2 separate regions of the Mus musculus genome follow, and region 1 is linked to region 2. Evidence: chromatin loops called from intact Hi-C (ENCODE). Cell type or tissue: left cerebral cortex. All regions are shown on one strand. Each heading gives the region's core, and the rest is flanking DNA. Links, peaks and the distances in the headings are about the cores only.

What was found. A loop is a pair of places that touch in the nucleus more often than their neighbours do. Peaks named below come from ENCODE experiments on the same cell type or tissue, not always from the same donor. Only the 100,000 strongest peaks of a DNase experiment are listed, where the experiment ranks them.
Region 1: a loop joins it to region 2, with 7 times the contacts of the local background. A loop is called at or near these places in 2 of 42 quality-filtered maps.

Annotation. Positions count from the first base shown.
Region 1 is chr11:120,462,522-120,468,774 of GRCm38, forward strand. It overlaps Arl16 (ADP-ribosylation factor-like 16), which reads right to left and starts at 5,079. Exons shown (of 5, transcript NM_197995.2): 1 at 4,842-5,079; 2 at 4,661-4,719; 3 at 4,133-4,246; 4 at 3,463-3,578; 5 at 1,805-3,300. The coding sequence starts at 4,902. The coding sequence ends at 3,129. Hgs (HGF-regulated tyrosine kinase substrate) reads left to right here and starts at 5,114. Exons shown (of 22, transcript NM_008244.3): 1 at 5,114-5,242. The coding sequence starts at 5,206. Ccdc137 (coiled-coil domain containing 137) reads left to right here. Exons shown (of 6, transcript NM_152807.3): 6 at 1-1,833. In left cerebral cortex, for the core only: a CTCF peak has its summit at 4,917; DNase peaks (open chromatin) are centred at 4,259 and 5,034; H3K4me3 peaks cover 2,206 bases; H3K27ac peaks cover 1,558 bases.
Region 2 is chr11:120,570,470-120,577,051 of GRCm38, forward strand. P4hb (prolyl 4-hydroxylase, beta polypeptide) reads right to left here and starts at 2,784. Exons shown (of 11, transcript NM_011032.3): 1 at 2,188-2,784; 2 at 1,052-1,258. The coding sequence starts at 2,338. In left cerebral cortex, for the core only: a CTCF peak has its summit at 2,903; a DNase peak (open chromatin) is centred at 2,715; H3K4me3 peaks cover 2,246 bases; H3K27ac peaks cover 1,507 bases.

The sequences.
Region 1 (6,253 bases), core at 3,754-6,253, 110 kb before region 2:
TGGGAGCTGCTAGACCTGGGTAAGGGAGAGGCAGCGGATGCTCTCCTTGCATAGGGTCCTGAGAGTAAGCTTTCAGGTTTGGAAGAGTGCTTTTCCTTCCTCTGAAGGTTGTCCTTATAAGAGTGACCACCATGGTATCCCATCTCATACAGGGCAAACCCCCGCATCCCAGCACTTGCCTGAGACACAGCTGGAAGGGCTGGTATTTTCCTTGAGCCTAAGTTCATTCTGAAACAAGTCTCGGCTGAGACAAGCCAGGACCACTGTAGAATGGACTCAATCCCTTAATCCAGCCAATTACTGAAGCTGCTGGTGTAGGTCAGCCTACACCAATGTTTTAAGAAGCTCCCATGGGCTTACTGCAACCTTTGGAAGGCAGGGACAGACAGCAAAGCAGGTTAGTGGGCTGGTGGAAGGGCAAGTGGGGGCGGCAATCAGCACTTTTTTTTTATTTGCCTGCAGGGTTCTGTACAAATGACCAGAACTCCCAGCCCACTCTTGGTTTGGATAGAGAGGGGGTTTCAGTACTGACTGAGTGCCTTGAGGTATACACATGAAAACCAGGTTTCAATGGTTGACAGAGTAGAGTATTTATACCAAGAGGGTAGAGGCGAAAGAATTGGGTGTTCAAAGCCAGTCTTGACTTGAAGCAAATGTATGGCCTGCCTGAACAGGTTGAGAGAGTCTCAAAAACCTTACTTAGACATCAAAAGAGCGAAGCTTGGACCCTGCTGGGGAAGCCCACAGTCCTCTAGCAGACCTAGGAGCCTCCGTCCAGCAAAGCTGGTCCTGGAGCCTAGTGGAGTGCTCCAAATGTGCATTTTCCAGAGTGAAGTTTATTAAAGTTTTGCTCTTTGAAGTCTGGGCCGTTGCTCTCCAACATGCTTATCCACGGCCCTAGTCAATGCGTGTCAATGTGACAAGATGAGTGAGTGTGCAGACACACACCCAACAGTAGCAAGGGCCAGAATAGAGCAGGGTGCATCGGCCACTTGACTTTCCACTGCACATCAGGACTAGGGCCAGGGCCCAGGAGCCACCATTATCAGAGTATGTAGGCTTCTGAGTTCTTTAGAAGCAATGTGGCCACACATCCAAAGCTCAACTGTGCGCTACATCAAATGACTCTGGGTAATTATCCCTCAGAGCCCATGCCTATATGTGCCTGTGCCTATATGTGCTTGACTCCTCCCACTTTCTGTAATGTTTATTAAAGATGCCCACACCCATGCATTCAGGGATTGTTTTCTGAGTGCTGCTTTTTCACAAAATATCCCAGCTAAATGGATGTTTTCCTGCTGTGCTTAAGCCATCTCAGATTGACCTTGGCCAGAACGATGTGTGGAGCCACCTGTCTGGCTTCCCCATTCCTCACTTCTGGTATGGAAGATGTGGCTGCTCTTGTTCCCTGCCCACTCCAAGGTCAGGTCTGGTCTCTGCTGCCATCTTGGAGTCCTGACCCTCAGAACACTAAATATTGGCAGGTAAGCTGGAGCCTGTCCACCATTATATCATTACTGAATAATTGGTGATTCATATAGACACATAGGTACATATATGTCTTCATGTGTGTAAAGGTCTTCATGGTGTAAGGGGCAGGAGACATAAGGGCTTCCCCAGCCCTCTCCACTTTGTCCTGGTTGAAAATCAGGCACCCTGATGTACTGCTCTGCTGCAGGTTTTTCCTCAGCAGATGAGCCTAGAAGATTATCATGCTGATGCACCTGACAAGCTATCCCAGTAGAATGTTACCACCTCCTGTGTGCCTTCTCTTGTCCACTTGTGGGACCTCATATACCCCTGTACATGAGAAATAAAAGTTTATTGAATAAATCCATCAATGAGAACATTCTTGTTTCTGGTGAGGTCACAACCACACTCCCCCTCCCCCAGAGTTTTGGCTTTTTGTTTTTTGGGTTTTTTTTTTTTTTTTTTTTGAGACAGTTTCTCACTGTGCCAGCCAGATCTTGAGATTCTCCTGCCTGACTTCTAAGTGCTGGGATTAGAGAAATGCTCTACCACACCCGTCCCGCTCACCCCCATCTCTATGAAAAGCTCAGCTCTTGAGCTTAAGATGATCCTTTTGCCTTTGTCTCTCGAGTAGCTCAAGCTACAGGCACGTGCCACCACATCCTGCCTACTTTTTCCCATTTGAGACACAACTCTATTTTTTCTTTAAAATTAATTTTCCGTATATGAGTGCTGTATCTGCATGTACACCTGCAAGCCAGAAGAGCACATCAGATCTCAGTATGGCCACCATATGGTTGCTGGGAGTACAATTCAGTACCTCTAGAAGCAGACAGCTCTCAAGTGCTGCGCCATCTCTCCAGGCCAAGACAATTCTTTTTTTTTTTTTTAAATTATATTTTATGTATATGAGTACACTGTAGCTGTATAGATGATTGTGAGCCATCATGTGGTTGCTGGGAATTGAACTCAACCTCTGCTCACTACTGTAGCTGTCTTTAGACACTCCAGAAGAGTGAGTCAGCTCTCATTACAGAGGGCTGTGGGCCACCATGCGGTTGCTGGGATTTGAATTCAGGATCTTCTGAAGAGAAGCCAGTGCTCTTACCCACTGAGCCATCTCACCCCTCCCCAACTTCCCAAATTTTTTTTTGGTTTTCGAGACAGGGTTTCTCTGTGTAGCTCTGGCTGTCCTGGAACTCACTTTGTAGACGAGGCTGGCCTCGAACTCTGAAATCCACCTGCCTCTGCCTCCCGAGTACTGGGATTAAAGGCATGTGCCACCATGCCCGGCCCACTTCCCAATTCTTCATTAACTTTATATTTTTTTCTGGGCAACATGGTCAGGATATAGGAACTCAGAAAGGCAGAGTCTGTACTATAAAAATGACCTGGGCTCCGTGCAGTCCAAAGCCCTCAGTGGGTCCAACTTCTTGGTGGGAGACGTGAAGACACCTGCAGTTTGTTCTGTCTTGGGACCATTGTTCAGAAGTGAGATGACAGTGGTGTTTGTAAGTGTATGCTTGTTTACTGGTCACAGCACAGCCCCCATCACTTGCAGATACACTGGGTGGCCTGCTCCTATCAAACACCTCAGGCTCTCATGCATTTGCCTCCTAGGCACTGGGTGGGGTCAGCCATACTTCTCCATCTTGCTGTCAACTGCTGTGCCTGTGTTGATTCTGGAGCCAGAGCAATACTGTTGCCAAGCCAGTGCCATTCCTGGCACTTATTTCTACTGCGGTGATGTTTTGCTTGGCACAAGCAATGATGTCTGGAAGCCTCATCAATGACTTCATTTCCTCCATGGTCATGTAACAGGGTAGGTCACTGTAGTTGAAGAAGCACTTCGTCAAAGTGGTGCTCGCCACAAAGTTGTTCTACCCACAGCTGCACCTCCCCGCTGCAGACCCTATGGTCTTGGCTGTACTCAAGTAGAGCAACCCCTTGGGATACCTTGCCCTTCATCCTGCCCAGCCCTTAGACCCATACATTTTATTGAAGAGTATGAGGACGGAGGCTTTTTCAAGTTCTTCTGCAGAAAGGAGACCCAGGAGCTGCATGCAGGATGCAGAGAGCTGGGTGGGGTTAGAAGCATCCATCATGAACTAGGGAGAAAAGGAAAACATGCTACAGAAGATAGTCCTGACCAGAGCCCTGTCTGGTCATTTCACAAAAGCACACAGACAACTTTTTAAGTGGATTTAAATTTATGATGCAGGAGTTTGAACCTAGGGCTTCAAGTGTAGCTAGGGCAAGCACTCTCCTGAGCTACATATCCAGCCCCAGATTGGCTTTTAAACAACAGGTTTTGGAAATAGCCAAGGGGGAGTTGTACGAGGATGACTGTCACTGGTGTCTTTAAGTAAAATTAAGTCTACTGTGGCCATCAGCTCTTCATCCCAGAATTTGATGCCCCTTCCTTCTACAGATAGGACCAACAAGAGGGATGTAAAGTGTTGGTCGTATTCAGGTATCAAGGCATAGAACATGCTGTGCCTTCAACAAGCCTCCTAGAATCTGAGCCCTGCTCAGGAAATCAGACCAATGCACAGTCATCAAAGACCCCCAAACCCGATCCCATGAAAAGCAGGGCCAATACTTGATGGTTCAGGGAGTCAGACAAAACTGACCTCCAAAGAAGCTTGAAGTATTAACTCACCAAGAGCGAATGGCAGTTTCCATAGTAACTGGACCAGATGGGGCTCATGCATCCCCCGAGCTCTCGGATGGTGATCTTCCTGTGGGCCACAATGTCTGTAAGGTTGGTGCCCACCTATGGAAAAAACCACGATGCACTGAGACCAGCGCAAGCGGTGTGCTGTGGTGAGCTTCTGGATGGCAGCACCGCCATGAGGGAGCTAAGCATCCACAGCCAGTGACAACTGCTCAAGCCCTCTGCTCTCGCCACCAAGAAATGCAGCTCTCTGGGGGCTCCAGGCCAACGTCAACCATAGAGATGGGCCTTGAGAGTGACGAGGGAATGAATTTCTAGGGATGGGAGAGAAAGGTGCCCACCGGAAGACGGGCTTCGGGTTCTCCACACTCAGAAGTCTAGTGATGGGAGTTCCTCTGCCGCAGACAGTACCCAACCTACTGACCACAGGCACCGCGGCTTCCATTAGAAGAGGTCTGAGGACCTTTGCAAGCCTCAAAGGGCATGCATGACCTGAGAGAGGCCGACACCTACCGTGGGCCGCGTCGGTGGGGGCTCTCCCAGGTCGCCTTTGCCATCTCCGGAGCTCAGCTGTCCCGGCGGTCAAGGGCCATGGCGTGGCAGAGGGAGGAGTTCCCGTGATGAGCGACCCCGGTGTGCTCCCTCCCCACCCTGCCTGGGACTCCCTGCCTGCCCACTCGGCGCGGAAGGATATTCTGAAGGCGTTTCACCAGCAGGGTCTTCCCGACCCCAGCAGCTCCAAGCAGGAGACACATCCCTTCCTCGGATAACGCGCTTGTACCTCCGAGCTACCACGCAATGAGGCCCGCCTCCGCTTAGCTTTCATTGGATAGACCGCTCGTCCAGGCTGCTCATTGGTTAGTCCCAATGGACTGAGCGGTCCAATGGACGCTCAGAGTCAGTGTGTAAGCGCAAGTCTCGCCATGGAGCAGGACTCGGGGCGGCGCGGAGGCGTTGCGCGTGCGCGAGCAGAAAAAGAAAGGCGGAAGCGGAAGTTGGGGGGCGCGTCAGCTCCGAAAGAGGGAGCGACTGCAGCGTCGGTCCGGAGTGGGGTCGCCATGGGGCGAGGCAGCGGCACCTTCGAGCGTCTCCTAGGTAACGCGTCCGCCCGTCAGCTCCAAGTCAGCTCCCTCGCGCGCACCGGCCAGATGCTGCCTCCGTAGGTCTCAGGAGAGCGGGCCGGCCACCTAGACCGGCCGTCGGCCTCCGGGGAGCACTGCACGGTTCCCGGGCCTCGGGTGTGGCCGCCCGGGCTGTACACTGAGTCCTGGGGTTCCAGTGACGAATGCTCTTTGGGGGTCCGTGACGGACCTCTCTTCCTCCGGGTCCGACGGTCCTGAACCGATTGGGCCAAAGTCCTGAGTCATGAAGTCATGACTCAGATCTTAGCTTCATGCGGGTCTCAGACCCCGATACCTTTTCGCAGGGTGGAACCGATACTGCCTTCCTTAAACCTTTCGAGCCCCTTGGGGAATGCTTCCTAGGACCTCAGCCTCTTGCGCTCTGGTAGTGCCTGGGGGTTTGAGAAGACATGTATTTCTCATTTTTGAAGGTGCTTGTTGATATCACTATCTGAGGTTCCTGGACAGTGTAAATTTTAGGAGGGAAAAATGAGTTTGACATGCATGCACCATTCCCTCAATAAATGTGTTCAGGAGCAGGCCCCATCCTAGGCTGCTCACTTGCTCCTTTTTGAGCTAAGGTTTTCAAAGGGGAATCTTAGATGATGAGATGTTTACCTTAGTCTCATATCCTGGGAGGTTCAGCACGTCAGGTATGAATCCACTAACTTGTTGAATGAGTAACAAGGGTGGTGTATCTTGGGATAGCTCACTTTCGTAAGGGAGGGGTGATCCGAGTGTGAAGAGGTGTTGGCTGGGGGTACCACTTGACATGGAGAAATCATCCCTCATCTTCTAGAGCTTGCTAAGGGACCCATTACATTACCCAGCTAAGAGGTAAAGGACAAAACTTCTAAATGATGGGACTCTGTTGAGAAGCAGCAGGGTATGCCATTTTAAAGTGCCCAGCAAGCTGTGACAAAGGGCATTCTCTACCTCCTTTATCTTTAAAGCAGATGCAAGTAGTACCTCTCTCCAGAGGGTC
Region 2 (6,582 bases), core at 1,891-4,390:
ACCAGGCTGGCCTCGAACTCAGAAATACGCCTGCCTCTGCCTCCCCAATGCTGGGATTAAAGGCGTGCGCCACAACGCCCGACTTGTTTTTGTTTTTAATTTAATTGACAGGGTTTTCTGTGTAGCTTTGGCTGTTTTGAAAGTTGATCTGTAGAGCAGTAGAGCAGGCTGGCCTCGAGAGTTCTGCCTGCTTCTGCCTCCCAAGTAATGGGACTAAGGGTGTGTGCCACCACTGCCTGGTGGACAGGAACTTTCTACTCCAATAGTGAAGTCATATTAAAAAGGACCACAGATAGCCTAGGAAGGTGACTAGAGTGGCACACTACTGCTCTCAAGGGGAGATATATAGATACTTTATATGACATATGTGAGTGTGTATGTCTGCATGAGTATATGTATGTATGTATCTCTATATACCAGGCTAGCCTCAAACTAAAGAGATCCACCAGCCTCTACCCCCAAACGGGAGGATTAAAGGTCTGTGCCACCGCCTCCAGCTGAAGCCCAAGTCTTTTGCTTGTAGTAACTAACTGAATTGCCTATATCAAGGTCCAGGCTCCACAAAAATTCCTTTAGCGGTGGCTGGGTGATCCACCTGGATTTGCATTTAGTCACCAACAACTAGAATGCTGTAACTATGAAAGGTTCCCAAAGGTACAAATGCAGTGAGAATCATGAATACCTGGCCTGGTACTGACACCCTGTGAGTGACAGCTACAAAGCGTCACCCAAGTGTCACGCCTACACTATCTGGAAGCACTGCATTCCTGGAAGCACCAATAGTTCAAAGCCCCGTGTGTTGAGCAAAGCACTTGCCTCCTCCTCCTCATTGGTCAATCACCAGATAACTCAGCCAGCAGGCTACTCAGGTCATCACAGATGTGACACTTCCTGTGAAGTACTCCAAAGGAGGAACTTTCCCCAGCTCCCACATGCAAGAGTTGATATAGAACCCACTTGAGAACAGGGCCTCTCCCTGCCTTTTTTCCCCCACCTGTGGGTTTGCTCCCAAAGCCTACACAGTTATTAAAGGGCAGTTCTAGGGTCACACCTGTATATTCCTTTGGGGAGGCTGTGTCTCCATTCTTGAAGAACTTGATTGTGGGGTAGCCACGGACACCATACTGCTGAGCCAGGTCAGACTCTTCTGTGGCATCCACCTTTGCTAGTCGAATCTCAGAGCCTTCTGCCTTCAGTTTTGCGGCAGCTTTGGCATACTCGGGAGCCAGAGCTTTGCAGTGGCCACACCACGGGGCATCTGTAAAAGAAACCAGGACATTGGAAGGTAGTCCTCTATCCAGGTCTATTTCTTCCCTTTGTACTTCCTTTCATAAAAACCTTATCAGCATACCAAGATAACCCCTCTTAATGCAGTCAAGAGACTGCACTGATAGCTGGTGCTCTTGGGCAATATGAGGACAGAGGCCACGAGTGACAAACCAACCCCAATCCCTACTTTGCCCTGTGACCACCAGCACTGTAAAATCATCCTTGACTTGTAACTTCGTACTGCCCCCAGCAATCAGGGTCAGTGTATACCTGGGGTTTACCACTCAGAATCTAGGAAAAGTTAAAAGGTTGCTGGGCCAGCACTATATGTAGCAAGTACGTGTCCAGATGCCTATCCAAAGCTGTTCTTTCTACTATGGGAATGTGACAATCTGTCAAGGCAACCTGGCAGCTGTGTTGGAGCTCACACACTTGTAAGCAGAAGTAAAGGCTTAGATCTGGCTTGCTTCCCGGTATACGGCAAGTTACAGGTAGGGTGGGCATAGTAAAGAGCGTTTGATCTACTCTATCGGAACTGCTAACTGCTCACACAGCCCACTCTGTTTTTCCCAGCTAACAGAAGGTTCTGGCCATGTGGACGTCGTGCACAAAGATACCTTCTTGATTCTCAATCCCGCAGTCCCCCTCAATGAGCTCTGACTACAACGACTTCTACTTTGGGTAGGAAGGATGCTCTTGGGACAACTGGAAGCAGAGAAGCTTACAGTAGGTGCTACCCGCGAGGTGCAGCTCTGGACCGGCCAGTCCGTGTTCCGTGGGGCAAGCTGAGGGCTACGGGCCACCGTACTCAAGAGGGGCCGGCCGCGCAGGACAGTGCTGGGTGCCGCAGAGGGCGGCCCGGAGGAGTCCGTGGACAAGGGGCCCTTCCCCCCCCGCCCAGGCCCACGGCGCACTCACAGAACTCCACCAGCAGGTACTTGTGCGCCGCCAGCGCCTCCTCGAAGTTGCTCTTCTTCAACACCAGGACGTTGTCCTCCTCCTCCAGGGCGTCGGCGCCCACCCTAGCCGCCCAGGCCAGGGCTAGGCACAGCAAAGCACGGCTCAGCATGTCGGACGTCTGCAGCGGGCGGGGCAGTTGGGTTGGCGCCGCCGGGACAGCCAAGGCGACGAGAGCGCGCGTCGGTCCAGACCTCGCCTTTATAAATCCTGGGCCGGGGACGCGCCCACGCCTCCCCCTCGCTGCGCGCGTCAGCCGCCGTGCGCATGCGCCCCGCCGCGCCCTCCGATTGGCCAAGGAGCTGAGAGACCCGCCCTCGCCGTGCGGGGACTGGACACCCACTCAAGGCTGGGCCACCAAGTCGACAAAGACCCGGAGGCCTTTCGGTTCTTGCCTGGGATTGGCCACGGCGCGCGCGCGCGCGCACAAACCCAATGTCCCCCAGCGTCTGATTCGCTGGCGAAAGCCAACTTTCTCTTTCTGGACTTCTGACTGGCGACTTTTCCCACGCCTTCCACACGTCTGGAATGGCTGCGGCTTTCCGCTGCCCGGCCTCGTGGCTCCTGATTGGTGGAGAGATGCGCGTACCCAGCCCGATTCTCCGTCGAACGTGGCAGTGGGCGGAGTCCCGGACCCCTGGGCGGGGCTACGCTTGCGCCTCCGAAGCCCCTCGTGTTGCATTCTGACTGGACCGCGTTTCCGTACTGGCACCGCCCCCAAGTCTCCTCAAGGAAGCCAGGGACGCCACTTCCGGTGCGCGTGCGGCTCGTGCGGTCCCTGCCCAGGTCTTGGGTGACGGACCCTAGTTTCGGGGTCGGTGTTCTGTGCTTTTCTCGGCTGCGGTAGCTGCCAGGCGTGTCCCCACGCCGCGGGCACGTTTCTCGGGCGCCCCGTGGTCGTCCGAGGCTCCTGTCCACCATTCGGAATTCGGTGCCCGAGACCTCTGCGGAAGCTGCTGGGGAAGTGGAGAAAGCAGTCCGTGCCGTCCGCTTTATACTGACCACATGTTGAAATGGCTCTTGAGTTCGTTGGGCTGAATAATAAAAAGGTTTGGCTTCTGTGAATCAGCCTTTCCATTACGTACGAGAGTCACATTTTGTCTCGGTTGGACTTCCTTTTCCAGAATCATCTTCTACTTTGTGTCTCTATCCCTTAGTGACTTGGAACTCATTGTACACAGGCTGGCCTGGAACCCGAGGAAATACTTAAAAGATCTGCACCGGCCCACTGGGTGCTGTAGTTACAGCTGTGAGCAGTCCCTGTCCGTGTTCGGTCCATCTTTCTCTTTCTTTACTGCTCCCCGGCTGTCAACCGACCTGCTCTCCACGCCCAGCCCGGGAGCTCACTCCTAGAAGCATCTTCTTTTTTCACTTCCCACTACGAAAACTATCCTGATTGTCAAGGGTCATTAGAAAAGGCAAACACCCAAATATTAAGTATATAGATTGACTAGTACTACACTGCTCTCAGAAATGGATAAAAAACAAGAAATATGGCATATGGTTTTGTATTTTGATAGTTTTTTTTTTTTTAATTGTTTTTAGTTTTTCAAGACAGTGTTTTCCTGTATAGCCCTGGAACTCGATAGACACCAACCTGGCCTTGGACTCAGAGATCCATTTACCTCTGCCTCCTCAGAGTGCTGGCATCAAAGATGTGTGCCATCACTGCCTGGCAGTAGCTTCTTTAGCAACGTTGTCAATAAGGACATGCATGTATTACCTTTCCTACTAGAAACTCCTCTTATCTAGTGTGAGTTTCTTCCCTTGAAGACCAAGTCCTTTGTGCCCCAACCCATTCAGTGTAGGCAGAGAGGGAGTCAGATCCTGGTCGGAGCTCACTGGGAAACCTTCGAGTATATACGGGATGACTTTGCAGGCCTAGGAGAGCTATGAATGAATTTGCCCTGGAAGAGTACCTAATCTAGCAGCAGCTTGGCTAGGTGCTTGGTTTTTTCTCTGCCTATCTTTAGTGCCTGTACACATTCCTGACTTGGGTACAATAGAAATAGCTTCATATATGATGCTGCTATCTCCCAGTGATTTTTTTAGCTGCCTTGAGCTGTTCTAGAAACCATTATTTGGAACTAGAGACAAAAGAGCGGGCCACTGGTGGCACACCTTTAATCCCAGTATTCAGGAGGTAGAGGCAGTTGGATCTGTGTGTGGCCACCCTGGTCTACAAAGCAAGTTCTAGGACAGCCAGGGTTACACAGAAACCCTGTCTCAAAAAGTGAAAAAAGAGAAGAATGTTCGCTGGTATGGCAGTGTTCCCTTGTAATCCCAGTATTTGAGAGAGGCAGGTGGATTAGCTCTTTCTGTCTTGTTTTTGTGTCTCCCCTGTCCCCCTTCTTTAGCCCTATATATTTTTTTGAAACTCACTATGTAGACTAGCCTGGCCTCTCGAACTTTGAGCAATTGTACTGCCTCTGCCTCCTAAATGACTGGAATTACAGGTATAGTAAAATATACCAGGAGCTGAAGGACAACATGGGCTACTTGAGACCTTGTCTCAAAAAAAAAAAAAAAAAAAAAAAAAAAAGTTTCAGGATTTTGGTAATTAAATGCTAGGCGTGGGATGTTTTGTCTATGGAAGGGAAAAGAACAGGGCAGGGGAGGGAGTTGAGTGTGATAGTTTAAAGACAACTTGCCTTCAGGACCAGGGCTGAGTCTCAGTTTGCCTCTGGGCTCTGTGTCAGACACAGAATGGATAAAGCTCTCAATGCAGGCAGCTGCCATATCCACATAACAGAGTAGGGCTGCTGACGTTGTAGGAACAGAGGGGCAGCTGTGACACTCTCCTGATGATCACAGGATCTTAGACTAAAGAATGTCTTCAAATGTCTACTATCAGGGCTGGAGAGATGACTCAGTGGTTAAGAGCACTGACTGCTCTTCCAGAGGTTCTGAGTTCAATTCCCAGCAGCCACATGGTGTTTCACAACCATCTGAAATGGAATTCAGTGCCTTCTTCTGGTGTGTCTGAAGACTACTACAGTGTACTCATAAATAAAATAAATCTTAAGCCATGCGTGGTGGCTCAGCACTTGGGAGGCAGAGGCAGGTGGATTTCTGAGTTCGAGGCCTGCCTGGTCTACAAAGTGAGTTCCAGGACAGCCAGAGCTATACAGAGAAACCCTGTCTTGAAAAAACAAAAATAAATAAAAAAATCTTAAAAAAAAAAAAAAAAGTCTGCTATCTCTGCACTGGCTTCTACCAGGCAATCAACCACTGGAAAGAAGTCAGAGAGAGGCCTAAAATTCTTGGGCCCTCTGGGTTTGTTGAGTGGCCAGATAATATATGGGTAGTAATATAAGGGTAGTATGTCCCAACCTGAGAATGCAGGTCAGATCACCTGAACATCTACAAGCCCTTGAGGGCCCAGCTGATGACTTAGTTCTGTTTCCCAAGGCCTCTCTTACTTCTTCTAAGAGCAGCTGCCATTGCTGAAAAGAGGTGTTAGTTTGGACAACCTAGTATCAAGGTCCTGTAAGACCCACACTGAGTATTACACATTTTCTGGGCCATTGGAAATGCATTGAAATATCCTTCAGGCAGGAGTCTTACTCAGAGAAGATGCTCATCAACTATAGGTTGAGTTATTGGAGGTTTTGACTATTCCTAAGAGTTCTCAGAACCAAGCAACTCCCTTTTGGAGGGACACACCTGGCAGGGTGTCCAGTAGGGTGGACAGCAGATTGACTCCAAGACTGATTGACCTGGAGGGTGAACTGAAAGAGCTGATGACAGCCAAGCGGGAAGCAGAATGGTGTCCACGGCTATGGGGATGGTAGCTTTGGTTGGTACAGGATTGTGCTGGGCAGAGAAGGGTCTTGTAAATCACAATAGCAGATGTTTACACAGCATGGAAGCTGACTGCTCATCAACTGGTACTACCTACAGCCCATCACTTTCCTCAGGAGAGGAGGCCTGTCTATAGGTGTCTGAAGAGCCAAGAAGCTAGGCAATTCCTGGGAGTCCTAGTCAGAGAGGAGCTGCTGTGGAGAATGCCTGGCTCCTGAGGGCCTTGCAACAGCTCTCCACAGAGGCAGGTTAGGGGGCGTGAGATTGGGAGGATCTGGTTAGACTTGGGACCTAGGAAACACATCATGCACTTTGAGGCCACTCTGAGTTAACCTGCACTGGGAGGAGCCAGAGCAAAGTCCTAGCTGTTGGCAGTAGGCTTGTACACTTGGAACTTAGGGTCTGAGTTCACACACTTAGCTGCCTAGGACAAACTCAGAGCTGTAAGATTAAGTATCTTGGTCCAAAGAGAGCTTCAGAAGCCCTTATTTGATAAACAGCATCGCTGAGAGCATCTAATAAACACTTTAAGGATGAGCTAGGAGACTGGTT